Linked DNA regions of Mus musculus: all the other regions are linked to region 3. A link is a loop called in an ENCODE intact Hi-C map of the cell type or tissue named here. Cell type or tissue: left cerebral cortex. All regions are shown on one strand. Links, peaks and the distances in the headings refer to the core of each region. The heading gives the core; the rest is flanking DNA. Region 1 overlaps Epas1 (endothelial PAS domain protein 1). Region 2 overlaps Epas1 (endothelial PAS domain protein 1). Region 3 has its middle 10 kb from the start of Tmem247.

Evidence for each region. A loop is a pair of places that touch in the nucleus more often than their neighbours do. Peaks named below come from ENCODE experiments on the same cell type or tissue, not always from the same donor. Only the 100,000 strongest peaks of a DNase experiment are listed, where the experiment ranks them.
Region 1: a loop joins it to region 3, with 3 times the contacts of the local background. A loop is called at or near these places in 10 of 42 quality-filtered maps.
Region 2: it touches region 3 in a loop (2.5-fold over the local background); 11 of 42 quality-filtered maps call a loop at or near these places.

Annotation. Positions count from the first base shown.
Region 1 is chr17:86,809,249-86,819,487 of GRCm38, reverse strand. Epas1 (endothelial PAS domain protein 1) reads right to left here. Exons shown (of 16, transcript NM_010137.3): 5 at 10,012-10,130; 6 at 9,699-9,904; 7 at 1,027-1,133. Among named protein-coding and RNA genes, the nearest start is that of Epas1, 61 kb to the right of the region's middle. In left cerebral cortex, for the core only: no CTCF peak of the experiment used is centred there; no DNase peak of the experiment used is centred there.
Region 2 is chr17:86,820,469-86,830,707 of GRCm38, reverse strand. Epas1 (endothelial PAS domain protein 1) reads right to left here. Exons shown (of 16, transcript NM_010137.3): 8 at 6,881-7,028; 9 at 6,087-6,301; 10 at 4,938-5,128; 11 at 4,093-4,203; 12 at 2,711-3,216; 13 at 1,892-2,018; 14 at 1,608-1,722; 15 at 1,225-1,398. Among named protein-coding and RNA genes, the nearest start is that of Epas1, 72 kb to the right of the region's middle. In left cerebral cortex, for the core only: no CTCF peak of the experiment used is centred there; a DNase peak (open chromatin) is centred at 7,706.
Region 3 is chr17:86,902,099-86,912,337 of GRCm38, reverse strand. No RefSeq gene overlaps it. Among named protein-coding and RNA genes, the nearest start is that of Tmem247, 10 kb to the left of the region's middle. In left cerebral cortex, for the core only: CTCF peaks have their summits at 5,443, 6,009 (motif pointing right) and 6,917; DNase peaks (open chromatin) are centred at 6,009, 6,281 and 6,831; H3K27ac peaks cover 1,429 bases.

The DNA.
Region 1 (10,239 bases), core at 947-3,446, 89 kb after region 3:
GGCTTCTCAGGGTTTCCTATTTGAAGACTCCTAGCCTATCCCCTCGGCAGCCCTGTCTGTACCAGTGTCCTGCTTGGATGATCTCTTTCCTAAATATAGTCTGTTTATGAGATTATCATTCACCTGCTGTTTGTATTACCACGATGCTATGAGAGATGCTAAGGTTAAAGGTCACCCAGTTTCTGGGAGCCAGGCTCCCTTTTCTTCCAAAACAAAGACTCCTTAGGGTAGAGATCAAGTCTACCAATCCCTAGTCCTCAGAGGACCAAGTCCAGTTTCTTACATGTTGATGGGTTTTACGTATTCAAAATTACCCTGGAGCATCCATAAATGGAAAGACCGAATTGGAAACGTGGCCAAGGGAACACCACAGAACCACTCAGTCCAATAAGGTAGCCAAGTGCCAAGAAAAGCTACTTAAATCATTTAAAACTTAAGTTTAAAGACATTTCTCAATGCACCAGACACACTGCAAGTACTACCTAGGTCTTGTGTGGCCTATGAAGGCACAGGATGTTTCTGTGATAGAGGCTCTACTACTGGACAGCTCTGTTCCTGAACTCCTTCGCTGTGCAGGCTCTCCCGCATGCACACAGTGTGCTGCTGCACAGGCAGCCCCCTCTCTTACCTCTTCCTCTGGTTAGCCCCATCCTCTCTACCATGGAAACTGATTCAGTGCAAGCCAACTCTCGTTGGAACCTTCCCAGGCCCTCTTCTATGCCGAGGTGCTTGCCGATCTAGTGCAGCCCCAAGCTGGTTACACACCCACTTTTAGCTGCTCTTCAAGACTGCCCCTGAGGGTTGCATAGAATGTTAACCATCTGCGAGGACTCAAGAGTCTTTTTCTTAATTTGCATAAACGCCATTTAGGGGCTGGTGGCATCGGTGAGTCTCTGACCATCTTGAAGGTATCTACCTTATCTGCCACCCAAGATGGTAACTCTGGGAGGAAGTAACCAAGGCCGTGTCTTGTCAATCATACCCTCAAGGGCAGACGTCGAGGACACAGGGTATCTAGGAACTCACAGTTCTGGTGACTTTTGGTCATGTTCTCCGAATCCAGGGCATGGTAGAACTCATAGGCAGAGCGTCCAAGTAGCTCCTCGGGGTGGTAACCAATCAGTTCCAAGATTCTGAATTAAAAAGGAAGCAGCAGGTGAGGACAAAAGACCAAACAGCCTTGGCACAGCATGCGATCAGAGACTTCAGGATCTAAGGTGAATGTATCAAGTATCGTCACACCTCATCACACCATTTCTTTACTCAAGCAAAACCCCATCAGGAGGGCATCATCCTGAGTGAGGTAACCCAATCACAAACGAACTCACACAATATGTACTCACTGATAAGTGGATATTAGCCCAGGAACTTAGAATACCCAAGATATAAGATACAATTTGCTAAACACATGAAACTCAAGAAGAATAAAGACCAAAGTGTGGACACTTTGCCCCTTCTTAGAATTGGGAACAAAACACCCAAGGAAGGAGTTACAGAGACAAAGTTTGGAGCTGAGACGAAAGGATGGGCCATCTAGAGACTGCCATAGCCAGGGATCCATCCCATAATAAGCTTCCAAACGCTGACACCATTGCATACACTAGCAAGATTTTGCTGAAAGGACCCAGATATAGCTGTCTCTTGTGAGACTATGCTGGGGCCTAACAAACACAGAAGTGGATGCTCACAGTCAGCTATTGGATGGATCACAGGGCCCCCCCAATGGAGGAGCTAGAGAAAGTACCCAAGGAGCTAAAGGGATCTGCAACCCTATAGGTGGAACAACAATATGAACTAACCAGTAACCCCGGAGCTCATGTCTCTAGCTGCATATGAATCAGAAGATGGCCTAGTCGGCCATCACTGGAAAGAGAGGCCCATTGATTGTGCAAACTTTATATGCCTCAGTACAGGGGAATGCCAGGGCCAAGAAGTGGGAGCGTGTGGGGGACTTTTGGGATAACATTGGAAATGTAAATGAAATAAATACCTAATTTAAAAAAAACCCATCAGACTCAGCTGCAACTGTGGATCTGCCCCCGTCCCCCACTCTCCTGCCCTTCCTGAAGTTCTATCTCAGAGGACTCTACTGCCTAGTATCTAAGAGGTCCTGGGGTCAGGAGGGGTCACATGGCTCCACCTCCCAGTTCATCTGTGTAAGTGGAGATCTGAGAGAGGACAGAATTGGCTTGATGGCCACACAAGTGCCCAGTTCAGACAGGAACAAGCGCTGAGGCCTCCTAGCTAGCATCTCAAGCTCATTCTAGTTGAAGCTGAGGAATGTTTAGATGGAAATCCTGTGTCCCAGAAGGGAAGGCGAGGAAGAGCCAGGGAGGAAGTTTTCTCTCCGGTGTCACCCCTGGATGCTGCTCAGCTGCCATCTATGACCCTAGATGTGTCTCCAGCAGCTTGTCTCTTCCCATCTCCATGAGGGAGAAGGACAGAGGCTGCTAAGGGGAAGCAACATAAAAATCAGTCCTGGCAGGTAAACAAGCAGCGAAGCCAGAAAATGGCATGAGTGCGCCGCGTGTAGATGTGTTCCCTCTGGATGGTCTAGTTTTGGTTGAGAACTGGACAGGAAAAAGCCAATATGGAGAGAGCCACGAAGACGCATGGAAGCTTTCTGTGTGGAGACATTTAAGTGAACAAAAGCCTGCCCTAGAATCACTGCACCGGCCACCTTGTGAGTCGCATGTCATTCTGCTGTGAGTCCCACGAGTCCTCTATCGTAGATGCCTCACACTTTGCTCATCACAAGCCAGAGCTGACGGGAGCAGCTCGGTATGACCATCCTCCTTGGAGCACACTGCCTTGGGGCACAGCTGTGTTCTGTGCCCTCTGGACAGAGGCTAAGGACAAGGAAAATAAAAAGCTCTGCTTGCTCGAGTGACTGTCTCTGTATTCATTCCATCCAATCGTAATGGCATGTGGCTGTTAGACCCAGTCCTTCTCAAGCCAGCTACTCGTCTTAGGCCAGCTACTCTCTTGGCTGGGGCAAACTGCCCTGGTTCTAGATCTCCCCAGAATCCAGTCTTTGCTTGTAAGAAATCTGATTTTCAGCTAACTTGCAGGGTGTCATGTACTCTCCCCACCAGCCATCTGCAACCAGTTTCTCTCCCAGAGTCACCGCAGGCCTCTCCTTCTCCACCGAACCCCCTCCAATTCCTTCTTCTCTTGCAGAGGCCTAAAGGCCATGTGCCCGGGCCCTAGGAAGGATGTACTGGACTCTTACACCGTGGGCCTTCTCCTCCTGCCTCCCCACAGTGAGGGAAGTCATGCTGACAATCCAGCCCCACTTAGGAACCCGGGTCACGATCTACTTTCCTTAAGCATGATTAACCATCTCAGTGCACACGTGTTCACATGTGTTTACACGTACGTGCACATGTGTGTACCCACAGGAGCACCTCTAGCAGCTCATCACAGTCTTCAGTCTGCCCTTCCATTCTGTATACTACCTGCTCTTATGTTAGCAGAGAAAAGGCAAGTTTTCTGACCAGACGCGATGCTGGAGGCCCAAGTCTTTGCAGAGCAAAGGTTAGGCCCACTGACATAACCTCTAAGTATGGCTAATTCAGTCCTGTGAGGCTGGCAGAGCACTAGTGCCAGCTGGCCATCCTTACCACAAGAGGATTTGTCCCCACTTGATTTCGGACCCTGGAGCTGGTACCCACAGACACTCCCGCTGATATAAAGCTGGGGGGAATGAGGAGTGGAGCAATGCCTGTACCTAGCCATACAGCATTCCCGAGAAGCCAACTGCACCTCAAACTCCCTGGGAATCAGAACCAGAACCAGGGACAGCAGAGCCACTCACAGGGTTGCTCACTTGCCAGCCGGACTGAGCCGATGCAAAATTTTCTACAAACTTTTACCACTGGCCTTCTAGGAAGGATGTGATCATCTTTCCTGAAGAAATCCCATTTCCTTTCACGATTAGGATCTTGCCATCAAAAGGCTTCGAGTAAATATTATAATCAACCTCATAATAAGATGTTTTTGCCTAATGACCGTATCATCCTTTCAAAGACACACAATGGGCATGTTCTAGAAGACAAACAAACCCAGATTTCAGACTTGCCAGTTATCTTCCCGCTAGCAGCTTTCAGTTATCTTGTCAGCCAAAATAAATATTTAATGTTTCCCTCTTCATTCCTTTAAACAGACTACAGTAAAAAACTGGGAAATGCGCACGGCCCGAACACAATCGCAGACCATGCGGGTTCTCAAGACTTCACAAAGCCAGGAAGCCCCAAGTTACAGCTAATGACCGTTTGCCCCCATCCGCAGGCACACCGACGCCATAGGGAGGTTAAGGAACCGAACTTGTTTATAGACTCGCTGTTATGGCCCCCGGGGCCTTCCCTGCTCATTTCCCTGGCTGCGGCAGATAAGAGTGCCATCCGTGCTCTCCATCAGGGGAGAGGGACCACTTTGCTCTTCATAATTAGAGATCCTTGACTCGCTGGAAGAAGAATCATTTGGGGTCACCCGTAAACTTAAAAGTCAACTCGAGACTGCACGAGAGGAGGGGGAAACGTAAAAAGATCTGTCGGATTTCAAAGCTGGGGACCGAGTGCATGCTTTAATAACAAGCAGATAAAGAAGTGAGACTCCAAAGAGGACGGAGCAAGCCTATGAGGAGGCAGGAGAGGAAGAAAGAGAGGAAACAGACAATGAATGGAAGAAGGGTATCTTTGTTCTGAAGTCAGACCAGACTCTGGCTTTGGCCTTCAGAGTGAGGCGTGAAGGTAAAATCTGAGGTGATTTATTCACTGTCCACAACTGCTCTTTGTTCTGGAGATAGTCTACAAGCACGAGTGAGGAAATGGCTCAAAGTGCTCACTATCCAAGCATAAAGATCTGAGTTCAGATCCCCAGCCTCAGCCTGCTGCATGGCAGAAGATGTCTGCAAGCCCAGTGCTGGGCCAGTGGGTGGGGCAAATGCTGGGGGCCAGTGGGTGGGGCCAGTGGGTGGAGCCAGTGGGTGGGGCCAGTGGATGGCAGTGGCATAGCAGGCAGATCCCAAGAGCTTGCTGATCAGTTACTTTAGCCAAAACAGTAAGTTCTGAGCTCATTGCAAGAGCCTGTCTCAAAAAAACAAAGTAGAGAATGGAAGAGGAAGACACCCAGTGCTGATATCTGACCTTCAGAAGCATGCAGGCAGACCAAGGGAGCCCATATACGCATGTATATACAAACACACACAGAATGAAGTGTGGCATGTTAAAGACACGTGTAGGTGTGTTATATGGAATGGTCAGGAAGGAAATGGTCTTCTGCATGCTGTCCCCTCTAGAGACAGCAGAATCAGCCACATGCCATCCCTCCCAGGCTGCAGCCCCCTAGTGCCAATTCTATCGCTGCTCCCTCCCTTCAGAGGCCCAGGGTTTGCTGAGTTAATCATGTAAACACAGTGTCTAGGGAGTATCTGAACTCTGCGTGAAGATGAAAGTACTGAGCACTTTTTAGCCACGTACTTGCCTTCCCAAGAACGCTATCATTAATCAATGTGTATTCTCACTGGCTCTTTCCTTGTGTGCTTTAACGACCCCCAGACACTTGGTTTTTATTTTCTGTATATTTATAAGCACTGGCAGTGCATTTCTTTAATGATATCTAGATTATTCACTACTCAGATTTCAAGACCTAATCATTTTAATATATTTTTATCTGGGCCAGACTTGCTTCAAGCAACAGCCCTTAAGTCTTGCACACACACCCCGAATACTGCCCAGTTATATGAAGTCTATACCCCAGCTCTATGGTTAACAGTTCTCTATGGGATCTATGGTCTCTGTGAGATGTGTTGTTGGTAGGGTGAAGTTATACACCAGAAGGTAGCCTGGACCAGTGCTATCCTGCATGCCACCAGCTCCGTCGACAAAACCCCCAACAGTGAGAAGGAATGTGAGAAGTGACTAATCCGTGGTAGGAACCCCATCATGCAATAAACTCTGATATAAACTACAGGGAGTCTGCAGAGCATTTCCAACAGACCAGGTGTTTCAGGACAACATGTGAGTAGTTGTTATTACACATTCAAACATGGCTAGGGCTGATTCCAGAATACTGTCAGCTGAGCGGACATAAGGACACGCAGAGCACGTTAGAGTCTAACTTCAGGATCTAAAGAAGCATTGGATAACCCCTAACTGAGATGTCTGGAGAAAGGCAATGTACAGGCCTGCTAAAGCACTTGGAATCAATTATATATGAGACCAAAATACATTCACGGTGCTTGCAAAAGATCACCCTGAAATTAAGGCGATACCACCCATTACAAAAAGCAGCAAAGTTTATTAATCATCTCCAATGTGCAAAAGGGAACATATTATTTTACAACGAATTTGCTTAAACCAGTCTGCTTTACTCTTGGACTTGACACACCTTCTAGCTGTCTTCACACACGCCTGGCCTCACACTTTATGGTTCTTTATAATTTCCTCTTTAAAAATGCATTTATTTGTGTGAGTGTACATGCCATAGTGTGTGTGTGTGTGTGTGTGTGTGTGTGGTCAGAGGACTACTTGTGAAGTCAGCAAATCAGCTCTGTCCATACTGGTTCTGGGGGTCAAACTCGGTTTCCCAGGCTTGGCGGCAAGTTCCTCTATTTGCTGAGCCATCTCAGCAGCCCAGGACTTCACGGACATTCTTTCCATGGCCCTCAAGCCTTCTCTCACTCAAGCTGTCTTACTGTTCCTAAGTTCTTTGAATGAATCCACCATACATCTTTTTCCCCAAAGATTTAAGTACGTGTGCGTGATAACACGTGTGTGCATGTATGCATATAGGCGCACGTGTTTGTGCCCGTGTACGTGTGCCCTCAGAGGCCAGAGGCCCAAGTCCCTGTAAGTAGAGCTACAGGTAGCTGTAATTATGTGTATGGGGTGGGGTCTCTGCAGGAGCATTATACACAAGTCTTCCTAACTTACAAACCTAACTCTTGGCTATGTCCTGTATTGTTTTGATGGAACATGGTGCTCTCAAATTCTTTTTGTGTGGTTTATTCTTTAAATGGTTTTACTTATGAGTTTTAAATGCTTACTATAATTTTCATACATCTTTCAAAGTTACAGAAGACTCACAAAATCACACTGAGATTACATGTGATTTTTCTAAGAAAACCTCATCTTGATGAGTTGGCTTCCTTCACAGTTATTCTATTTGGCCACTAGATGGCATCTCACGTGAATTTAAAAACCCAACCCTTTTAAAGGATTTCAGAATGGCTTGGGTCTTCCTCCAGGATGAATGGCACGTTCTGTTCTGTCCTACAAATTCCCTGTGGTTTCACTAAGCTGCTCGGATCTCAAGCCCAAACCCTCAGGCACCAGGACTTGTTTCTTTCCCCCGTGACACAACAGTTTATGGCAGCTGTTCCCCAGTGACAGCTCATGGATTAGTCCCTAAGAATGTTAGGAAACAGACAGACTGCAACTTTTATGTTTGAGTGCACAGCAGAGGAGGACATTAATTACTCGGACAATAAAGACATCCTCAGCACTCAGGATGCTGGGGCAGGAGGATTGCTGCAAATCATGGGCCAGCCTTGAGAGGGTGGGGGCTAGAGGAAGACGAGATTTTTCTTTTGCCTGGCCAAGCAAGTGAAGACTCCTGTTGCCAGAGCCACAGCAGTCCACAGGCGGGCACTCTTCATCTGAAAATCTGATGCCCAAAGTGTGCCTACATTACACTTAAAAACTTCAGATTCTAGAGCAGTTTGGATGTTGAATTTCTAGATTCACTTGAGGACAGTTTACGCAAAATTTCCCCCAAACTCGAAAATGAGAAACGAGTTTAGTTCCAAGATTTTCAGATAAGCAATACTGTCTAAGCCATAACTGTGCCCTATACATATATGAAAATGACAGACACTATTGGAGGGTTTAAAGTATTCACTGACTCATAATTAATAATCAAATACATATACATATATACATATATTCATATATAGAAACATATCACACACATACAAGCATAATCAGAGGAAAGTATCAAACTCGCTCAAATCTGATTGTGGACTCAAAATTCCTCTCTTCAGATTCTTTCCCTGCTTCTGTTAGGGGACACAATCCCCTTTGTGTCAGATGTCACCAAACCAAATAATTCACTGAGTAAAATGGGGGAGCCCTGCTCTACACTGGCTCTCACATGTAGGCTCTGGATTTAGAGCACATCTCTCAGAAGGTCATGTTAGTGTATGTATTCTCTCTCTCTCTCTCTCTCTCTCTCTCTCTCTCTCTCCCTTCCCCTCTTACACACACACACACACACACACACACACACACACACTGCTCCACATCTCAACACATGCAAACAGAACAAGCCTCTCCCCCAACCCAAAGCAATCGAGAAATAACACCAAGGGATTAAACACTTAAAATAGCCCCTTCACTAACTGTCCTATCTGTACCCTGGTTAACTAATCTGCTAATCGGTTAAACGCTCCGTGGGGCACTCTGTGTTTGCATCCCTCTGCAGTCGGCTCCCTAGCAGAACAGAATTCACGTTGGGCCGGCCATGCAATCAGCTTCCTTGGAAGGCAAGAGTATGCTGAAAATACTGTGTGTCCTAAGCCACCCTAAGCGGCATCTCCCTGTGCACGACGAGCCACATCTCTAAATCCCAGGATCCTTCCTGTGAGTATGAACCCCACCCCACCCGCCGTACTGAGCCAACCTAAGGACGTCACCATGGTACCTCTGTGTGCGTGCACATGGCATCTTTGTCCCTTTAGGCTGCCCATTTCTTGTGACTGTCCCCTTCTGCCCTTAACCCAAGGCTAGCCCTTTTACCTGAAACCCACTCAAACCACAATAATGAATGGAAATTAACAGCAAATGAACCTTTCTGGGAGATAGTTCCCTCACCTGCCAGCTCCTTTTTACAGTCTCTTTTCTGCTTTCAGGAGATGGCAGGTGAGGGTTTGGTTTTCCTGCTTCAGAGCAACTCCCTCCTGTCACCCACATCCCTGACCACTCCTGGGTTTCTGCACAAGCATCCCAAGTGCCACTGCACCTCAAAGCCGGTGTCATGGATCTGGCACCGGGACTTTCGGGGTCTCTCTGAAAACTGCAGAGGGCGTACCTCCGATCTATCTTCTGCTCAGAGAGACACGGCAGAGCTGAGCTTACGATGGGTGAAGTAGTCAGGCACAGTGAGTGATGCCTTTCACTCAGGCTAGGCATGCACGCCCAGTGCAGCCTCTCACCTGGCTTCCCTCACCCTGGTGCAAGCCACTGCACATCACAACTCGTTCTCACCGTTGTCCTCCACATCTCCATCCCAACAGCAGCAGCACAAGTGGATAGGAACTGTGGTGTAGTCTATACAAACCTTGCATGTACTGACAACCACACAGCATGCCTTCCTGTGCACCCTCTGTGGTCTCCCCTTTAATGAAGGTAAGAACAGCAGCCTACACTGACCACAGATGACTCTGCTAGGTTCTCTAGTCCAAGTCCACAGTCTTTATTGTTTCTGTGCCCCCCACTCCCAAGAGAACGTCCAGTTGCTTTGGAACTGAGGGTTAGAGTCTAACCTAGCTCTCTTCATTTTAAAGTCTTCACATGGAAGGAGGCTACCTTCTACAAACTTGCAGCCAGCAGTCCCACACCATGTCCTAGTCCCGTCCCTGCGCTGTCACACTCTCACAGATGCACACTGGTAAGACCCACCCTGTCCCAACACCCCACCTGTCGTCACAGTAGGTGAACTTCATGTCCATGCTGTGGCGGCTCAGGAAAGTCTTGCTGTCCAGGGGGATGTCCATGTGGGATGGGTGCTGGATTGGCTCACACATGATGATAAGGCAGGACAGCAGGGGCTCCTTGGAGCCACAGAGGCTACTGTGAGGGGGGCAGTTGTTGTAGACTCTCACTTGCCCGGTGCAGTGCAGGACCTGGGGTCAAAGCACAGAAGTAAGACAAGGCCGAGACGGCCGAGAAGAGGGAGAGGCCTCAGGCACCTCCTGCTCCTGGCTCTTTCTTGAGACTCCACGAATCCTACCTTCCAGGTGGCCGACTTGAGGTTGACAGTCCGGCCTCTGTTGGTGACCGTGCACTTCATCCTCATGAAGAAGTCACGCTCGGTGGACACGTCTTTGCTCTTCTTCCCAAAACCAGAGCCTGAGTGGGGAAGGGCGTGGGAGCCAGTTAAATTAATCCAAATTACAATGTTTCTGGGCAACTTGTATTTGTGTCTCCTGTGGTTTGTAGTAGAGTGCGTGTAGCCTGC
Region 2 (10,239 bases), core at 6,495-8,994, 83 kb after region 3:
TTAGAGACAGAGCTGGGTCCCAGTGTGCTCTCCCTTCTGGGGTCCACACTTCCCGTTGCCTGCACTCCTACCAACAGATGCCCTGCCCTTCTTAAATTCACCTCCTTTCGGTCTATGGGCAGAAACGATCTATGTTGAAATTAGTTTTGCTTCGCATTCAACAGCTGGGGAAACCTGTCATTTGCTGACTACAGCTGCCCAGATGTGTATACCGGGGGTGAGTGATGTGTGGTCCTCTCTTTAAACTTTAAACTTTCTCTTTTAAGACTTCTGGCTTGCAAGCCCACCTGCTGGTAAACAACAGAACTGAAATATCAGCCCAGGGCTTTTGGGTTCTTCAGATGGAATTCTAAGAACACAACTATAAATTTTCCCCAACTCTGCTACTGTAGACAAGGCTCTGGAATTTTCTTTCTCAAACCACAGATTGTTTGTGCCGAGCAAAGGCGTCTATGGGAACACTTGTGTGTTTCAGTGGCAATAGCTGAACTTACTGGATCACCAGGCTACCCTCCCATCAGTGAGTCCCCTGTGCAACCTTTCAGAGAAAGCTTGTTACGGTATGTGTATACACTTCAGGCAATGAGCAGCTGAGGAAAGATGTAGACTCTTGGTCTTGCGGGGCCAAGAGCCCGGATGTGATCTGACTGATTACTGGACGATCCCTTCCAGAGCCGTGCACAATCTTCCAGCCTGCCTTTCCAGGGCAGCGAGCTTGTCTTGCTCAGAAGTCCACCACAGCCCTGGGGCCCTTGCCATACCAGCCGCTTCCTTCTACCAAAGCTTCCCCAGCCTGAGACCCACCTTCTGGGGAGCCTGCTTGGCCAGAAGTAACCGTGGCTCTGCCCTTTCTCAGGGACAACAGCCAAAGAGGCCTTTCTTACTTTCTCACACAATCTCAGCTCATCAATGAGGAGCCTGCACCCTCCTGGGCCTTCCTTGTACTTTGAACAAGTCATTGTCAAATCCTTTCTGGGCCTGGTACCATGCAGGCTCTGGAATAAAGAGGAGACTTGGTCCTGCCTAAACCATCTCATGCAGCTTGGCTGATGAAGAGCCCTATGGACTGTAAGCAGTCGCATCAGACCTGAGCAGGGGCTCTGAAGGCAGTCTTGTCCAAACGCAGAGTTGCTTCCTGCAAGTGGCTGCCTCTCAGCTCTCTGGCCAGCCAGGCCACCTGTTTGCATCAGACCCTGGCTATGGTGGGAGTTCCAAAGCACTCACCTGACACCTTTTGAGCTCCTGGAGGACCGTAGTCCTGGAACTGGGAGGCATAGCACTGTGGCGGGAACCCAGTCTTGGCGTTCTCCCCTGAGCTCCTGGTAGATGGTGGCTGGGGAGGTGGCAGGTGTCTCAGTGGCTGGCCCAGGCCTCTCATAGATTTTTGGGTGAATTCATCTGGAGGATCCAAGCCAGAGAGTGAACTGTGGTGCTGTCATTAGGGCAGACAATAGCGCTCTCAGCCTGCTTTCTTTTTCAGAAGTCATGTAGAGACCTCTGAACCGGGATCCTGCTCATGGCATGGATATAACCCATTCTAACAAGGCTCAGGGAATGTGCTCTGAGCCTTCAACCCTCCACCAGACCCCTGGGCCAGGCCTGCTTACCGGGGGCCATGTTCGCACTGATGGTCTTGTCAGGCATCAAAGGACAGGTCCCGCCCATGAGGCTCTTCATACGTTTCCACATCAAGTGTGAACTGCTGGTGCCTGGAGGGTCCCCCTGCAGAGGTGATGTGTAGTTGGAGGAAGTGGGCCAGGGTGGAGTAGGGTGGGTAGCACACAGACCCAGCAGGGGCAGGTGCTCACTACCAGATCTAGCTGTCTGCATCTCTACCCTAGCCTCATCTCCTTCCTGTCCAGTAGGCTGTTCGTTCACAGACATGGCTTACCCCGCTTGTGTCTTGGAAGGCTTGCTCCTCATACTCCAGCTGCCGCTTTAGCTTCAGCTTGTTGGACAGGGCGATCATGGCTGGGCTCATCATGTATGGACCTCGGGCCCCGAAGTCCTTTGCAGACCTGCCAATGCCAAGAGAAGACAGTGGTGGGTGTGAGGCATCTACAGCCTCCCGCTGCCTGGTGTCTTCATCAGAATCTAACACTTATGACTCAGGCGATCTATGGAGGGCAGAATGCTAAAGGGCTTGAGCGGCGGCAGCTCAGCTCTTCCTTCTGTAAGATGCTCAAGAGTTCTGTCACCTGCGCCTCTCTCCGCACACCTGTCCACCTCAGTCCTGCCCTCAGGGGTCCTGCCCAGCTAGATGACAACAGTCTCTAGAAGGATTTCTGCTGAATGCCTTCCTTCCAGAGGACCATCTGGGGTGCTCTATAAAGGGTACGTACTATAGACAAGACACATCAGCTTATGGGACTGCAGCCTACTGGGAAGACAGGAAAATGCTGGTGCCTGTGTGCACCCCACAGAGGCTCCAGGCAGATGGAAAGTACAGGACTATGGAGGAAATACCATAATACCTATCTGTGTCCAAAGGTAGACAGACATCACTTAAAAAAGCCCCTTCTTCTATCTGCTGGGGTCTGGCTCTCACATATCAGAGGAGGACTAGGAAAAGTGCCAGCTGCCTACACATACAGTGAGGGGATATGGTCAGCGGGAAGCTGATGTGACCCTCTAGAGCCTTCATAAGCAGGTGTGTACATGTACTCGCCCTGCCCAGTATGTCCCCTCCAGCCAGACATCTGTCACTAACCTCATCTTGAACATGGAGACATGAGGCGGGGCGCTCGGAGGTTCCAACTGCGATGACCCCACCGGCAGGGCTCCCAGGGATTCAGCACTCTGATCACCCACAGGCCACTTAGTAGGGCCGAAATGTAATGGTGGATCCGGGGGCCACTGCGTGTTGGATCTGCCTCCCATAGAAGAGAGAGGGGTGCTGGCCTGGCCACAGCATGGAGACAGGGACCCTTTGCTCCCAGCATCAAAGAAGATGGAAGACATGGGCCAGTGCTCAGACTCTGTCTTCCTGCTTTCCAACTGCTGCGGGTACTTATCGAGGAAGAAGGGGCCGTGGGTGGCCCCCGGGGTGAGCGGCTGGAAGATGCTGGTCATGGTACTGAAGCAGTGCTGGGGGGTGGGCTGGGGGCTCTCTGGCATGAGCGGCTCCTCTGGGCAGATGGGGCTCAGCTGGAAGTCCTCGCCGTCCATAGGGATGTAGGGTGCCAAGGTCTCCAAATCCAGTTCACTGAAGTCCGTCTGAGGAGACACAGAGCAAAGGGTACATAGTGGCTGGCCCAGCCCTGCCCTGCCTAGGCCTTTTGAAACTGTCAGTCCTCCATTCAAATACCTCTGCTGGAACTGCTCAGATTTGCCATTGAGGGTACAAGGATTGCTGTTGGGATATAACCTGCATCTGTCCCTTCATCCTGTACAGGTTCAGTGAGCTTTCTCCACTTTTGACCTGCAGCCTTCTCTTTCTCTTTTAGCCAGGCCAACTTCTGGCCTCTGTTGCACTGCTCCTTTATCCTATTTGTACCAGCTAATCTTCATCTCCCCCACAGGGACTGCTGTTCTCACTCACCAGTAGATACTCAGGGACACCCATGGTCACAACAGAATACTCATAAGCAAAGACACAAGCTTCAGCCGCGGTCGGTCAGCCAATGACCCCTCACTACAGATAGATCTTTGTACCCAAGACTGGTACTGAAGGAAGTGTGCCTGCTTGTGCTAAGAAGTGTCACAGGCACACGCGCGCGCGTACACACACACACACACAGAGGAAAAAGACATGCACAGAAACAACAAGAGGTTCTGCAGGATAGGATAAGGCCACACACTAAAGAACAATGTGGAAGCTGGGGTGGAGAACTCAGGCTGAGACAATCAAAGGGAGGTGTGAGGATCGCCCCTGGAGATTCTCATCACCACCCTCGCCCACCTCCACCACCACCACTTACACCATTTGTGCAAGACAGAGATGGGGTCAACAGTTAGACAGGAGTGTGGGGCTGAGCAGGGACACAGTAGGAAGGGAGCGCGCCACTCACAAGCTTCCTGACCCCGAAGCTTTGCGCAGCACACCGGGGGTCTCTGCAAAGGAGCCCTCTGTCACCCACGCGCGGGGCCCACCTGGGTACTGCCCGGGTCCCTCGGCTCCGTGTCCATGGCGAAAAGCTTCTCAATCACTTCGATCTTCAAGGGATTCTCCAAGGATGAATAGTAGTCCTCAGGGCTGCTGGGCTGGAGACCAGGAAGGACGAGACCAAGTAAGAACACGGGGCCTGTCTCGCCAGGAGTCCATTGAGAACAGACAAGCATGGTTCTGCACTCTGCCCCGTTCTACCAAGCATCTGTGAAGGGGACTACTATTTACAAGCTGTGTGAAGCAGCTCAGCTCATCAACCTCTCTGAACCTTCGTCTCCCTCTAAGGAGAGGCTTGGATCACTTCCTAGATCAGTGGTCCTTAACTTTCCTGATGCTGCAGCCCTCCAGTTCCTCATGCTGTGCTGACCCCCAACCTCAAAACAGTAATTTGGCTACAGTTATGAATTATAAAGTGAATTTCTGTGTTTTCTGATGATCTAGGTGACCCTGTGAAAGGCTTGTTCGATTTCTCCCGTCAAATAGAGGGATTTGTGTACCACGGGTTGTGAGCTACTTGTCCTGTGTGTCTTGATGTGCAAACTGGATAGAGGCTGTGGCCAGCAGGGCTCTGTGGTTGAAGCCTTTGGTTTGCAGAGACCTGCCTAGGTTCTTGCTGTGATTTCAAGAGTCACGACGTGGATAAGGGTGGAAGACAGATGCTAAGAGCCGGTAGTCAGCTCTAGTGTCTCTCGGAGTATCTGAGCCATCCTTAGGGGCACTGTAACACCCAAGGGAGGCAGTACTTCTCAGGGGGTCTGTCCAGTCATCTGGCAGCAGAGCTTGAGGGGCCCATGAGCCCTGTGTGCTCTCCTGGAGGGTGGGGGCTCACCGTGGAGCAGCTACTGCTGCTTGAAGCACTGGGTGTAGTGTTCCCTGGGGTGTCTGCCTGGGGCACAGTGAAGGCTGGCAGGCTCCCGGACTCGCTCTGGGCACTGTGGCTCCTCAGCCCCGAGACCCATGGCTGGCCCGGGGGAAGGATGGCCTTGCCATAGGCTGAGGGTTCATCGAAGTTCTGGCTTCCTGTAAAGACAAGGCTTGCTTGAGGAGCATTCGTGAGATCTGGGCTCACCCCAGGGTGGATAAGCCCAGAAAGTTCACAAAAGGTCCTAAAAGAGGGCCTGAAGTTGACACCCTCAGTACTGTGGAGCCTAGATAGGACCAGAACTATGATTCAATCTGGGGACTTCCTATAAAGAGAGCAATCTCCAGCAGCATTTGGCATTCAGAGACCGAGCTTACTAGATAGAAGCAGTTGTTTCCTGCAGAGCCTTCCAGAACAGAGCTGAGGAAGTTATCAGAGGAGAATTGGGCCATTTGCCTCAGTACCAACATGGAGCTGGGGGGTTACAAGGTTATCTCGTGCAAGAGGGCTCATTGCCCTTTCTGGTTCTCTGAGGTGTCCATTTTCCTGTGGCCTCTCAGATGCACATTATCAAAGGGGGATTTGATTGCAAAGGGGAGCAGTCAGAGCTGGGCTGGAGAGGGTGCAGACCGGAAGAGGCCTCTCCCTGGACAGTTCCGGGTGTCAGAGGAGAGCTCAGGACCAAAAGGACTTCTCTTCCAGGAAGATGGGCAGACATTCTAACGCAGGCAGCCACCGAGGGCTTCATCCTCGCCCTCAGTCTCCTCTCGGCTACTGGTTCTGGCGCTGTTCTGACTCAGCCTTTCGCTTAAGTTAGAGGACACTCCCTGAGACACACGCCTCAACTCAGACTCTCAAGCCAGGTAGAGGATGGGCCCCTCGAGAGGGAGCCCTCTCCTTGCCTACCTCTTTACCCTTCATGAGGACTTATAACTCAGTGGCCATGAGTCTGTGCTTCTTCTCTACCTAGCAGAACCTGACCACGCACAGTGATCAGCAAGGCCCGAGTGCATCTGTGGTTTAGGGAAGCTGTGGCCAGGGAGGCTTGTCATAACAAGAACTGTCCGCCAGTCCATGAGGGTTCTGTGGGTTCAACCAGGGCTAGGAAGTACGCACCGAAATCGAGAGAAATAATGGCATCTCCTGGGGTGGGGGCCAACTGGGCCAGTTCCTCGGGCTCCTCCTTCAGTTTGGTGAACAGGTAGTTGCTCTTCTCAGTTACAGCCACATCGTCACTGCTGTCAAAGATGCTGTTCATGGCCATCAGGTGTGGCTTGAACAGGGATTCGGTCTGGTCCATGGAGAACACCACGTCGTTCTTCTCGATCTCACTGATGGGAAGAGAGAGCGGCTCAGAGTATCTGCATCTTTTAGCAAAAGCCTTTGGCTCTCCCGCCCCAGACATGTCAGAAGCCTGGTAGATAAACCTCTCAGAGAAGTGTTAGGCAGAAACACAAACAATCCAATTCTGTGAGCCACAGAAGCAGAGACGGTGAGGTTAGCCTCAACCTGTGGGCTGTTCGCTCGCTCCCTGTGCTCAAGCTGTAGGCACACAAAAGTCCTGGATTCCTATGTTAGTTTCCTTCATATTATCAATGGCAGCCGCTCATAGTCTTTCCAGGGGTGGAGGGGAGAGGGTATAACATCCACATCTTCCCAAAACAGCTTACCCAGGAGAGCACTGTCTCCCATTCACACAACATCAAGCATTACTCTATGCCATCTTCTCCCCCCTCAGCACAAGTCAGAGACATGATACCATAGCTGACAAATGAAAAAGAAACACGCTAGAGCTCTGTTCCTAAGACCTCAATATAGAGCCCTCCCAGTTAGAAGGATCCACACCACAGCCAGCATGTGGAGGTACTGCCCAGGGTCCCGAGAGGCTGGCTGCTCCCTCCTCGACTCACCTCAGCACATAGTTGACACACATGATACACTGAGGCTGCAGGTTGCGGGGGTTGTAGATGACCGTCCCCTGGGTCTCCAGCCACACATATCCTCCGTGTTTGGCTAGCATCCGGTACTGGCCAGATACCACCTGCCCCTTGGTGCACACTAGTGAAGAAAGGAGCCAGAGGTAAGAGAGGTGCAGGAGTGGTGTGCAGCACACACTCTAACCCCACAGGAAGTGTCACCTGCCCGGGGAGGGGGATGGACAGAGCTGCCAGATGGATGCCAAGGCCAGGAACAGTGAGAGGGTTGGGGGAGGGGGAGATCATTTCAGCCAACTCTTCGTTTCAAAAAATGGGAATAGGAGTTCTGAAGGAAAGCAGATGTTTGCCTGCCCAGTGCAGGAGTGACTCCCAGTCAACCAGGGAGCAGCACCCTACTGACTTCACCTCCTGAAGGTAGCAGACCACATCTGGAAGGTGGACCGCAGGGCTGCAGCCCCGTCCCATTCCCTGACTGTGGAGGACAGAACAGGGCTGGGCAAGTGCTCGTCCACGGAGCTCCAGCCCCAGTCCTTTCTGTTATTTTGATGCATTAGTCAGGTTGTCCTTGAACTCCCTCTGAAGTCTAGGCGGGCCTTAAACCATTCTTCTGCCTTAGCCCCCTGAATAACTGGGACTCAACTCAAGAGCTGTGTCACAAGACCCAGCTGAAGTTTGTTTTTTAAACTTTGTGTCCCTTGAACTTTCTGCTACCTTAGGAGCCAGATACAATTTGAGAGAAACTACTGCTCTATTTATCTGGAGTAGGGAAAGGCCTGTACTGTTAATTCAGGGCCTCAGCCACTGGAAGGTCTTTAAACTTGCCAACTGCCCCGTGAGACTGCCAGCTTAGAGTTTCTTTCCTCTCCTAGGCCATTCTAAGTAGTCAATTTCACAGTCTAAAAACACCAAGGGGTGTCCCACACACTAGTTTGTCTTCTTCCCCATTTCCAAATGCATTTTTATTTTTGTGAAAGAGCTCTCAAGGGCTCCTTTTCAGTCATGTCTGCTGATTTTAGAAATGTCTGTTAGCTTCTTAAACTGTCCACTGACTTTCACCCCCCCCCCCCTCCAAATGATTGTTCAGAGCTCCAGCCCAGAAGTGCCCAGGTCACAGAGAACTGAAGAGGAATGATGGGAGGCTCAGGAAGTCTTGCTGGCTTGGGGACTTTGGGTAAGTAACAATCCTGGTGTGGTTTCCTCTCATGTCCATCACTGTCATTTCTAACTGTCCAGAAGGCTACTGCTGTTTGCAGATCAAATGGACTTGCCTGCCTCATCGGCTACACAAACACTGTTTAGGAATTTCCTCTTCCACAAGCTATCAATGCCTAGTGCTTAGGTACTGTGCCAGTTATGTTACTAGGAATTGTTTACGGCAATTGTCCTGGGGTTCTAGGAGAGAACAGCTATGTTCCCTGTAGGCAGTCTCCTTGGATCTACCAGTCAGCTCGTGGGCCACCTCATCAGTCCTGCATGGTCTGATGAGGGATGGCCTTGTTCATAGTCACACCAGTCACAGTCCTTCTGCCTTGGCACATCTTACCCTCTTGGATATCTTAACACACAGCAGCGAGGAGCAGGAATGATGGAGAATTACATGTGCGCATTGCTCAGCAGAGCCACCGCTGCCTTGAGAGGTAAATTCAAGTCCCTGTGACAGTCATTACATAGTGCACCTGTGGAGTTCAGTGTCATGGCTGCCTTGCTTGGTGTGGGTTACCAGTGTGTGAAACTCCTGCTTCCCATCGACAGCGACTGCAGCCCTTGAAAGAGTCCTTTGGCTAAACATGATTGCCAGCTTGCACAGTCTCAGGCTTGAGAGTCTAGATTAGACACATTTTCCTCTCTACAACAAGCTTTATTGTATTTTAATTAATTTTAATTTTAATTAATTAATTTTAATTAATCCCATGGAGAGGTAACTATTTCACGCATATAGTACAGTGAGTTTTGACAAACGTAAACACCTAAGTAGCCATCACCACAGCAGAGGGACCAAAAACTTCATCTGAACCTGCCCCATGGCCCACGTGCCTAACTCCTCCTCCTAGTTCTGACTTCTGATTCCAGACGATCACCGATCTTTCCCCGGCACCGTCTCCTGTCCTTTCTAGACGTCTATGGGAGTAGACTTTCTTGAGTTTGGCTTCATTATCCTTGAGCATCGTGTTCCTGAGGTTGTGGGTGTTTCTGTGATTCGTGGGAGAGAAGTGTCTCCCTGGGTGTACCATGGCCAGTTTATTCCTTTGACCTGGATGTTTGAGTTTCCCGTTGTGAATAAAAGTGCAATAGACATCTGTATCCAAATCCACATCCAAAAGAACGTGGCTTTCTTTTTCATGGGGGTGTAACAAGGTAAGAAACTTCTAGATTATCTGCTGAAGACCATGTTTTTATTATCAGAAGTAGTCAGATTGTTTTGCCACTTTGATTGTCTTATCTTCATCTAATCTTTTAAATGGACTCCTGTGCAGGAGGGAGGAGAGACAGCACCCTCTAACACAAGGAAACGCAGCCTAGGAAGGCTGTGTTTGCTTCACTTTGCACAGAATAACAGTCATAGTGTTTAGATCATCGGTCTTTTGATTCCAGGGGCCATGGATCCTCTCTGACTACATTATGTTGAGCCAGAAAGAAGTGAGAAGAAAAAAAAAAAAAAAAACGGGCTAAGGCCATGTTGTTAACCATCATGGACTCCTTGGCCAGAGAAGGAACCTTTATCTTTTCTGCTGTCGCTTTCTGGGTGACATGGAGGCCACCTGGCTGCAGTGACGCAATTCTTGCATGACATCAAGCCTGGAATTAGCTCATTTACATAGTTCTTATTGCTTGCCACATTCAGTGTTCTTAGTCTTTTTCACGAAGAAGTTCGCTGAGCGGAGGTTTGAGCTGCACTTCTGTTAAGTGCAGGCGCGGGCCTGCTGTATCAGTCACCTCTAAGTCACACCACTCCCATTCCTCTCATTAATGCCAGCCTTGGTGAAGGGCCTGCCACTCCAGGAGAGAGAGGGAGGCTTTTTATGGCCTTTAATCTTGTTTTCCTAAGAGCACAACAAAGAGAAACCAGCCCAACTCTTCCCCTCTGAGAGTGACAGTGTATAGATTATTAGCCCATTTGGAAATGATGACTTTCAATTATCTAAATCTGGCTGAGGACGGAGCTTCTCCAGGCGTTTGGATGGGAAACACACACAAGCTGTGACACACATGGTGAATCAGAGACCCCACACACTGGCAGGGGATCTAGAATGGAACTGTACTTGTAGGGGGATAGGGCGGAAAGACTTTGCTTGATGCAGGCCTCTTGGTTAAATACAGGCCTCTGTGCTCAG
Region 3 (10,239 bases), core at 5,056-7,555:
TGCAAATCACACACACACACACACACACACACACACACACACACGCTCACCATACCTACACACACACATGCATATATATATACACACACACACTCCCCATACATACACACACACTCCCCATATATTCACATACACATATGTACACACACACACATGAATGCACACACATATGCTCACTACACATGCACGCACCCATGTATGCACGCACACATACACACATGCACACCCAGGAGCACTAGAGTCACTGGATGGTCTAAAGCTCACTAAGGTCAAGGTCAAGTGGGTCAAGCCTAGCTGTTTTTTTGGGAATGTCAACACTGGGAAGTTGCCTAGGAGATGATGAACCCGGCATGAAGGCACCGCTGAAAACCTCAGCTGGGGACTGGCCACAAGGTTGCTGCTGAAGCTCTGGAGTGGGCGAGGTGTTTGGCATTTGCTCAGAAAGGAAGGTATGCTAGAGCTAGAAAGCTCCCATCCAGCAATGGCTCGGCTGCACCCTCTGAGGACAGCCACGCCATCGGGCAAGAGAAGCTGCGCAGGGTTACAGGTTACAGGTTACAGGTTACAGGTTACAGGTTCAGTTGTTAGCTTCAGGTTACAGGAGGAACAGTGAAAGGTAAGTTCCCTTTCAACACGGCCTGCCTCCCTGCCTGCCTTTAAGAAGACACCAAAACCCTTCCACACCTATGATCCTGTCAGAGAAATTGCAAGGATCACAGCACTGGGGGCGGGGGAGCATGTCATGACTTCTTCCTGCTCCCTGAGCACACCCCTGCCCTCTCAAAGCCCTCCTGGAGTATCTCTGGCTGTTCCTGATAAAACGGTTGTTTCTTTTCACTAGCTGCATTAGACAGTCATGCTCTTGCAAAGGCCACTAAAGGGACTGTTTAGCCAGGCACCCTGCTAGAATACTGGCTCCCTTCTGACCAGTGAATGTGACATGGTCAGCCGACCAAAGAAAGGGTCACCCCAAAGCCTGGACACCCCAGAGAGAACCAGAGGTGCCACTTCTTAACCGTGTTCTGCCTTTAGCTTCTCACCTCACTGTGGGCTTACTGTGGGTGAGCGAGCAGAAGATGGCAGAAACCCATCTTAGCAATTCACTTCTGTTTTAAAAACCCCAGGCGACAGGGACTGGTGTGTGAACTTTGCTGTTTAAAGAAACTTGCTTTTGTTTGTTTGTGTGTACACATGTGTGTGTAGAGATCAAAGGTCAATGTAGAGTGTCCTTTCTCTCTCTCTCTTTCTCTCTCTCTCTCTCCCTCCCTCCCTCTCCCCCTCTTTCTTTCTTTCCTTTTGAGACAGGGACTTTCACTGAACCTAGAGTTTACCAATTCAGTAAGTCTAGCTGGTTAGCAGACACAGAAACCCTTCTGTCCTTATTTCCCCCACCACTGTGATTATGGGCACAGGATACCTAGGTGACTTTTTACATGTGTGTGGGGCTGGTGTGAGGGTGGAGATATGAACTCAGGGCCTTATGCTTGCCTAACAACAATTTTATTGATAGTATTGTCTTCTCAGTTCTCTATCTATCTATCTATCTATCTATCTATCTATCTATCTATCTATTTATCTATCTATCTGTGTGTGCGTGTATGTATCACTATATGATTCAGGCTATTCACAAGCATGATTCCCCTGCCTCATCTTCTTTGAGTGCTGGGATTAAGGTCTGGCTTGTTTAAAGGAACTTTCCATAATTTAATAACACTGTTTTACCCCGGCATATACTTATATGACCCCAGTTACTTTTTATATACTGGGTCTGTGATAGCAGAACTCATTTATGGGGGGCCCCTGAGAAACCCGAGTGAAGGCCCCCATGTGTTTTAGCCAGGTTGGGGCTTCTGAAGGAGGGATGTTCCAAGAAAGATCCTGGGCCTGGGTCAGGCTGGCATCCTGGATCTCACCACTTGCAGGCAGAAGGGTCTGGATGCCCTCCAGCTTGAGCGCACAGTAACTCTTGGTGGCCAACTGCCCCACTTACTTGCTTAGGATTAGAGGACAGAACTGTCAAGCACAGCGGGAAAGGCTGTGCACAGTACAGCACTGCCACCCATCAGCCAGGCCAAGAGCACCCTGGGAACCACGTGGGCAATGTGGCAGAGCCTGTGGTGTTTCCCGAGGGCCTTCATTGTTGTTTCTAACTCGTCACTCGTGAGCCAGACTGCAGTTGTAAGCCCACTCTTCACTGGCCTTTGGGAATGGGCTTTCTTGGTTCTGTTGCTGACCTAGAGTCACCAAGTAATGGAGGGAGCGTCTCTCTAAAGCTTCCTCGACATCTTATCGGATGCCCTCCTTCTCTCATGTGCATCTACACAGGCTCCCGTCAAGAACACTCCATCTTTGTTCTCTAAGTTTCCCCTTCTCTGTGGCCATGTGGGCCAATTCTGCCCTCTCGTGGCCTGCCCTTGTTGAGCGGTGGCTCAGATTTTCCAGGGATTCTTGTCTTTCTGCAGAATGATCGGGCCACTCCCTGAACCCACAGACCCTCGGGGAAGGGTTTCAGCTCCAGAGAACTTCTGATGGCAATCCAAGCCTGTGGGTTTGTGGAGGTCTGTGAGGAGGAGACACAGAGGCTGCCACTGGGAGCACCTGGGGGCTGGACCAACAGGCCGAAGTGGATTGAAGGGCATTGACATGAGGGCCACCAGTGGGAAGCAGTCAGTGGCTGCCCCAGGAATATGGCGTGTGGAGTATGGCCATGGAGGCGTCTTCTAGCCACATGTTGAGGTCCTCTGTCTAGGTCAGCACATGGAACCATGAAAGCTCGTTCTCAAAGCGAAGACAACTGCCGTCCGGCTCACATATGACAAGTTAGGAACAACCATGAAGGCCCACGGGTATCACCACATTGCCCACACGACCTTCCAGGAGGCATGCTGAGCCGTGGCTGTATGTGCCTGGCCTCACTTTGGGTTGTGAGTAGAGTGTGTGTGGCCCTACGAGGACTTGGAGGGGTAAGAGCTGGGGACTGAAGTGAAGGAAAAATAGAAAGGAGTCAGGACAAGGGGATATGGGGCTTAAGGATAACACGGGAGAAGCACAGGCACACGGGGCTTGAATTGGGGTAGCAAGTGTGCTGGGTTCCCAGAGTTGGTGTGGTGGGGTTGTGTGTGTGGGGGGTGATATTAGACTGAATGTAGTCCAAGGCCCACCTGTGCCCTTCAGTGCTGCAGGTAGCTTAGAGGGCCCTGGATGGATCAGCATCTCCAGAAGCTAACCAGACAGAAAGATGGAATGGTAAGGCGCTGTCATCCCATGCCTGTTTGGATTTTTCTAAGACCCCCTGGAACCTGAGTTTGGCAATAGTGAAAGCGCTCAGCCTGTGTTTCTTCTCCGCAAGCTCTGGCCCTGTCCTGTCCTTTAGATTGCCCAACTCACATCCAGCTCTGACGTCCTTGCTAGGAAATCCAAGGTGCTGGCTAGAGTTGTAACCCAGAAGGAGATCCAGTGTTAACTGAAACACACAGACACAGAACCGGCCGATAACAACGCGGGCACAACACTCACCATGTATATTTGTCTTTACACTGAACTGAGGCTTCCTGAGCCAAACGCTGGCATTTAGCTGTAGAGGTAGAGTTGGAAGGGGGTGGGTGGGGAGATGATGCTTGGGGTTAGAGGACGCCTTCCCAGATGGATGCTTGTGTCCCAAGACAATTGTCCACCAGCTTAAACGACAAGCCCCAGACAGCTCTGAACGGAGTGTCCTCGGGCTGGTTTTACATGCCTTTGCTTGCTGGAGGGATCAAGCGGCTTGTGTTAGCCAAGCATGGCAGGGCAAGCCTAGAATTCCACTGCTTGAAAGGGGCGGGCAAAGGCTGATCTGTCCAGTGACTTTGGTTGGAACCAGCCTGGCTACTCAAGAGCCTGTCTCAAACAGATACACAAAGGCTCACATTTCCAAGAGGGGCATGAGTGCAGGGGTTGACCTGTGTCGACAGGAGTTTAACCTTGGCTTTGCTTTCAGATAGCAACCCTGAGGTACCTTTTCCCAGGGGGATCGTCTCAGGAGGCCAATCTGAGGTCTGCAGCCTGAAGCTCAAGTGTCTCTGATCGTACGAGTTTTAGGAGTTCCCTCCACTGTGCTACATAATGCTGGATACTTGCTGTGGTGGATTTGGTTTAATGCTTGTATTATGTTAAATGGGTTCCCAAAATTGCAGGAGGACCTGCATCTAAAACCCTGAGGATTCCTGCCCTCGTTTGGTTTTCATTGGTGAATAAAATGGCCAGCGGCCAATGGCTGGGCAGGGAGACAGACATGGGACTTTAGGATTTGAGGGCAAAGGGACAGAGAGGGGACTGAGAACCGCTGTGTCGGGAAAGGAGAGAGACCAGGCCCGAGGCTGCAGGAGGGAGAGCACAGCAATCATGGAAGAGCCGGCAAGAGCGGCCCCAGCCCCTGCCCCCATTGCAAAGATTGGAATATAGATTTTAGTAAGTGGCCAACTGTCTCCACTTACTTGCTTGGGATTAGAGGACAGCCCAGGCGTATTGGAGGGGAGAGTGTCAGCCACATGGAAGTTTGGAAATGTCCCAGCCATTTGAGTGGGATTAATCGCCTACCACGACAACTTACAATTCACATTCACATAAGGTGGGGCTAAGAGTCTTGAAGTAAATGAAATGGGAGCACGTTGGCTTCCGCAGATGATCTAGATTCATCCTCCCGCATGTGCTCTCCGTCCCCTGCTCCCGGGGAGCTGCGGCTGAGCACTGTGCACTGACTCTGGGACCAGTCCGGAGCTCACAAGGAGCCTGCTTTTCCCACATTGGATTCGTGAGAGTGAGGGTAAAAAGAATCTGCAGAGACTACCTACCGTACATCCCTGACCTTGGCGCATGCTCCTTGAAGCTCTGAGTATCGTCCTCACTGCTTACTCGCACATGTCTGTTTTGGTGACTCCAGGTCACAGTCCCAGCAGGAGGTGGACCAACTCTATTCAGTTCTAGATAGGCAATGTTCTCAGTCTGTCCCAGGTGGTTTGAAAATGACCTGGAGGAGTTGTAAGTTCTCTGGGCATAGCAGCTGGGACCTTGGCATTGTGCCCTGGTGTCAGTCATGTATCAGAACATGCATGTGACCATATTTTATCCCCTCTGAAGAGCTGCTGTGGTCATCCCTGCCTGTATGAGAAACTGTGGATCAGGATACCTAACTGATTTCACATGCACACAGCTGTCACCTGGCAGGGTGGAGATTTGAAACCAAAGCTGGTTTGCTGTAAGTCTGATTTTTTTTCTTCCTTTCACCCTGTGTTCTGTTTCACACATGTAGATCTAGTCAGGTCTGCAGAATTATCTTGATAAAAAAAGCCATAACCCCCCTCTCTCCTTTTTCCTCCTGCCTCCTTATTCTATTTTATTTTGAGACAGATTCTCATATAGACCAGGGTGGCCTTGAACTTGTTATGTAGCCAAGGCCAACCTTGAACTCCAGACTCTCCTGGCTCCACTACCCTGCTGCCAGGATTCTAAGCCTCCTAGTGGCCACCTTCCTAACTGCGTCGCTGGATCTATGGCTGTGAAGGAGCAGTGTTTTGATTCCACAAGGTGTTCCTTAAGCATGTTTATCCTTTCTTTCCCCCACTGTCAGTCGGTGCCAGCTTTGCCACCTCCTCTGCATGGTTCCCATTGCTCTGAGCTCCAGCTCTTTGAGGACTCCGAGCAGGCAGCATCTCACTCGAATGTACGGACATCTTCCATGTTTGACCCTAGACTTCAGGCTTTCTGGTTTAGAGACTATGTGATGTGTGCCCATCACAAATCACATCGTGTACAACACGACAGGCCACTTACACATTAAGGTGTAAGGTGAGGTACCCCGGACGTGATTTCTCAAAAGAAGTGTTTAGCACGTCTTTGCCATAACAAATGAGGCTCATTGTTGCGCTCTTGGCATTCAGGAGTAGTTCATTTTGGTCCTCTCCAAACTGCTTTGGGTTTGCGCTAAGAAGCCCTGGCCCGGCTCTACCTCGGTAGCAATACTGCTTTTGTCCAGAAGATGGCGAGCAAAGCCAACAGGAAGGAACAAAGTTTATTAGCGCCTGGCGTGAGAGAGCAGTTAGCTCTTCTCATAAAAGAGACAGGGATGGAAAAACGATTTGCCAAGGTTTATAAAAATGCACTGAGGATAAGGACTGGCCTCGAAGGCAGGGTTTCTGGCTGACCTCTATGAAAGTCAGTAGTTTAGAAAGGGCAGCTGAAGTAGAAAGATCACAGCAGCTTGTGACTGGGTCGTTCTTCAAGAGCCTGCTTTAATACCTTCAGCAACTTCTCTCTAAAGCAGAAACAGCCGGGGAGTATGAGCAGGCCAGGGCACCATCCTCCTCTGAGACGCTCACTGGCTTTGGAAATCAGTCCTAATTTCGTGCTCCTTGGTTAACTCTCTAGTCTACCGGAAGCTTCCAGGGGCTTCATGGTCATGTTTGCACGGGTCTTTAAACTGAACAGAGGTTGGGAAAGACATACTGATTTGAGCTGACTAGAAAGAGGTAATAGATCGATGGGGGAGGTTCCAGTCGGGTGGGAATTTGCCAAATAGCATTTTTTAAAAAGAAGCTGAGGAGGCCAGCCAAAGCTCTAGCTTCAAAGTCAGAGTAATACAAAGTAAGGTCAGCCAGGGCAAGGGTGTGACCCTGGGAAGGGGTAAAATACCTCCCCGAGTTTTACAGAGACAGATTTCTAAAACTATAGCCACCTCCCCCCAGCCCCCATTTTCTTGTGACCTAAATCCTCCCCTGAAGCGGAGCTGGGCTCTAGGCCAGGGTGTCAGTCACGGACAAAGGCGTCCTGTTTCGAAGGTCTGGCCACTGTGTTTGCCTGTAGGGGCCAACAAACGCTGTAGGCCTCCCCCAGCCGATAACATAGAAATCCGCAGAGTTCCTCCCAGGACACTCGCAACACTGCCCCCTCAGGTTTCTCCAGCACGGTGACAGAGCTGTGTCCATAAGGCCGCTTGATTCTGGTTGATTGTATGGTGGCTGCTAGGTTGTTCTTCCTCCAGCTGACTCCATTCTGGCTCTGTTTGTTTTTCCTAGCTGACTGGAAAGCCTTTTTCTCAGGGTTTTTTTGGACCAAGAGTGAATGACATCCCAATGTGGCCTGTCCTCTTTCTCTCTCTCTGCCTATTTTATCCTCTTGCTTCCCAGAACTTTGGTACATCTCTGCCTTTGTCATTGAAGCTGAAGTGGCAGAGGACATTGCCGGGCTGGGGACCCATTGCTGAGCACAAGAGGGAAGATGGACCGTTCAGCTTAGTAGGAAGTTTCTGCTCCTGTGGAATAGAGATGCTGACATCTGCCCGTGATCTGGTCACAGAGAATGCAGAGACAGCACAAATGGCAAATGGGTGTACATTGAGGGAAGGGTGTACATTGAGGGAAGGGTGAGAGAATGGGGTGAATGAGTGTATGTCAGGTGGGAAGAGGGGGGACAGAGGCACAATGACGGGCGTCTGTGAGACATCTCCAGGTGTCAGGAGGCGCAGCCTTCCGCTTACACGAGAGCTGCATGTGTACATTTGGGCGAGCACTGTGAGGAGCGGTATCAGGAGCCGCTGTGAGAGTGGTGACAGAGCTCCGGCCATTGCCCTTGAGGGAGCAACTACTTGGCTGTGTGGAAATAAGCATTAGGAGAATTAATGTGGCTTAAAGTAGAGAGGAATGGAAAAATCCAGGGGGAAGGGAACCGTGAGTTCTGGGCTACAGTGGATGATAGGGAGACTAAGAAGGTACCAGGGGACAGATGTCAACCACATCCTGCAGGAAAAAAAAAATGACACAGGGCCCTGAGAGATGAGGAGGACTATGGATTGAGGAAGACATAGAGGGTCATGCCTGTGTGTGGGTGTTGTCTAGGAAGTCACAGCCTGCTGTGGCCAGAAGGCTCGGCTCTTAGGTGACCACAGAGGGACCTTATTCATGTGGTTACTGGTGTAAGGAGGGAAGTGGAGCCCATAGGCAGATGCGACCTTCTGTGGCTTCCTCTCACACTCTGGGCTCTTGTTCCTTCAGTAGTTACCCCTTAGCCTGACTGCACCCTTGGCTCAGCCTCAGTTGCCAACCTGCTTAGCTCTGATCACAGCCTGGGACACAGCTCTCTTGGCTACACTTCGAGGAAGGCAGGTGTTCTGTCCCTCAGTGCCAGGGCTCAGCTGTTTTGAAGGTGGGAAGGGAATGTGGCCCTGTTTGGAAGGCTCTGTTTAGGAAGTGAGACCAGGAGCTTTGTCAGAGAAGGGGAGATGGGTGGGGTGGGGTGGGGGAGAATTTTCTGGAAGTTTCTTCTAGTCTGGGCTCTTTGAGGCAGCTGCTTATATGATGGATGGCGACATTTATTTACTGCAGTTTTCTAGGGGTCACAGATCCCAAACAGATGTCCAATGCCCTGCAGGGAACACTGGTGGCATTGTGAGGGGGACATTTTTATTCTAAGTGAGTCACAGAGGCAGGGGAAGACAATGAGTCAACTGGGAACTGGCAGGAGATAGGTGTAAGGGCCATGGAGGAGTCGGGGGCGGGGTAAAATCAGCCCAGCCTGGCGCTCACTAGGACTTCCTCTCTGCCGCTCTCGTTTGTCAGCTGTGTGGTGAGGTCTCTGCACTGCAGCTTCTCCAAGCTCCTTTAGTGTGGTGTTGGCCGTCCACCTTCTATTTATGCTGGGTCCTCAGCCTGGTGTGGAGTTCAGGCATCAGATCGGGGAGGGGCCATAAAGACTGTCCTCTCAGGACAGGGCAGTCCCAGAGCTGACAAATTTGAATGTGTGAATAGGATTCTGGACTTCTAGTCTAGCCTCGAGTTCTTTTCTAGCTCTTATCAAGTTAAGAAAAGGCTTTGAAAAGAGTATCCAAGGCAAACATTTCAAATATTATAAAAAGCAATGGAATCCTTCTCTTAAAGGATATTTTATATGGAACGGAGAGAAGGCAGATAAAACACATCTGTCTGGGTAGCAGGTTTAGAGTATACGCAGCAGACTTGATGCCTGCCCGACTCCCAGGCTCCTCCACAGAGCCTCTGAGCAGGGTAGTCCACACCCAAGGGCCAGATGAGCTAAAGGCAGGCGTAGAGACTCTAGATTCCACGTTCCTATGGAAAGTCCTCTAGAAGCGAGAGCCAGGGAAGTCTCCCGTGTCTGCTACAAGACTGGTTGAAGACAGCAAACATGTGTCCATCAAACATCACAGCATGGCCACTATGGAAGGACCCTCTCTGCACCACCAGACATTTCTTTCAGCACTTAATATTAGCAAAAGCTCACACTGTTGTTTCTCAACTCTTTGTTCTAGAACGTCAAGGCTAGACTTTCCTCTCTGCTTTTCCAGATTGAGTTGCTGATCACAGACTGGCACTTCCCTCGCAGGTCAAGGTTCCTCTGCGTGTCTCCCTGCCCCTAGGATGCTGGACTGAAGGTGAAGTCTGAAGGCGGATAGACGGGAAGCCCTCTACGTGCTGGCTCTTTCAGGAGTACTCGCATTTCTGGGTGTGGATGTCTCTAGAACAGGGACCCAGTGCCAGCCCTTGTTCTATGAGTATCATGGCATAACAGTGGTTCTTGGTGTCCCTTTGATTCTGGGGCTGCACATTTGACAACATTCACTGTCATTTCCATTACAGCCAGGATGGCAGGTTTGTTTGGATCTGATGGTCATTTCTGATGGCCCAGCCTACCACACCCATCGCTAATCTGTAAATACCTAACTCTACAGGACAATGTAAAGGCCACAAGCACTCGTGTTCCTGACCCAGGTCAGCTTCCTCAGGAAGTAGGATGCTTGGATTGTCCTTCCGTTCCTTACGGAAGAGACTTCGGTTTCAGAACTTCGGTCCCCATGCCCATGACAGTGATAACCTCACTCCCCCATCACTATTGGGGCTCTTGAGCATCTGCATGGCTCCTGCCCCTCTCAATGACTAACGTCTATTTCAGGATTTGGAATCCATCCTCCCCGTATTACAGTCTCCTCACAGTTGCCATGGGGAGCAATAGCAGAAGTTCCCTGCCATGACAAAGTCATGGCTGCAGTCGAGGCATGTGGAAATGAGACAAGGTCCCGGGTGGGGTGCTTCACGTGCGAGGAAGGACAGAGCACCTCAGCTTTGCAGTAGGAGATGTGTCTAGGCAGACGGGCAGTAGCAACCTTTAACAGCATGGCCCTTCAAGAAGACTGCATAGACTCGAGACTGCTGATGTGGAATATGGAAGGGTGGCAGCTAGGGCTGAGACAACTTC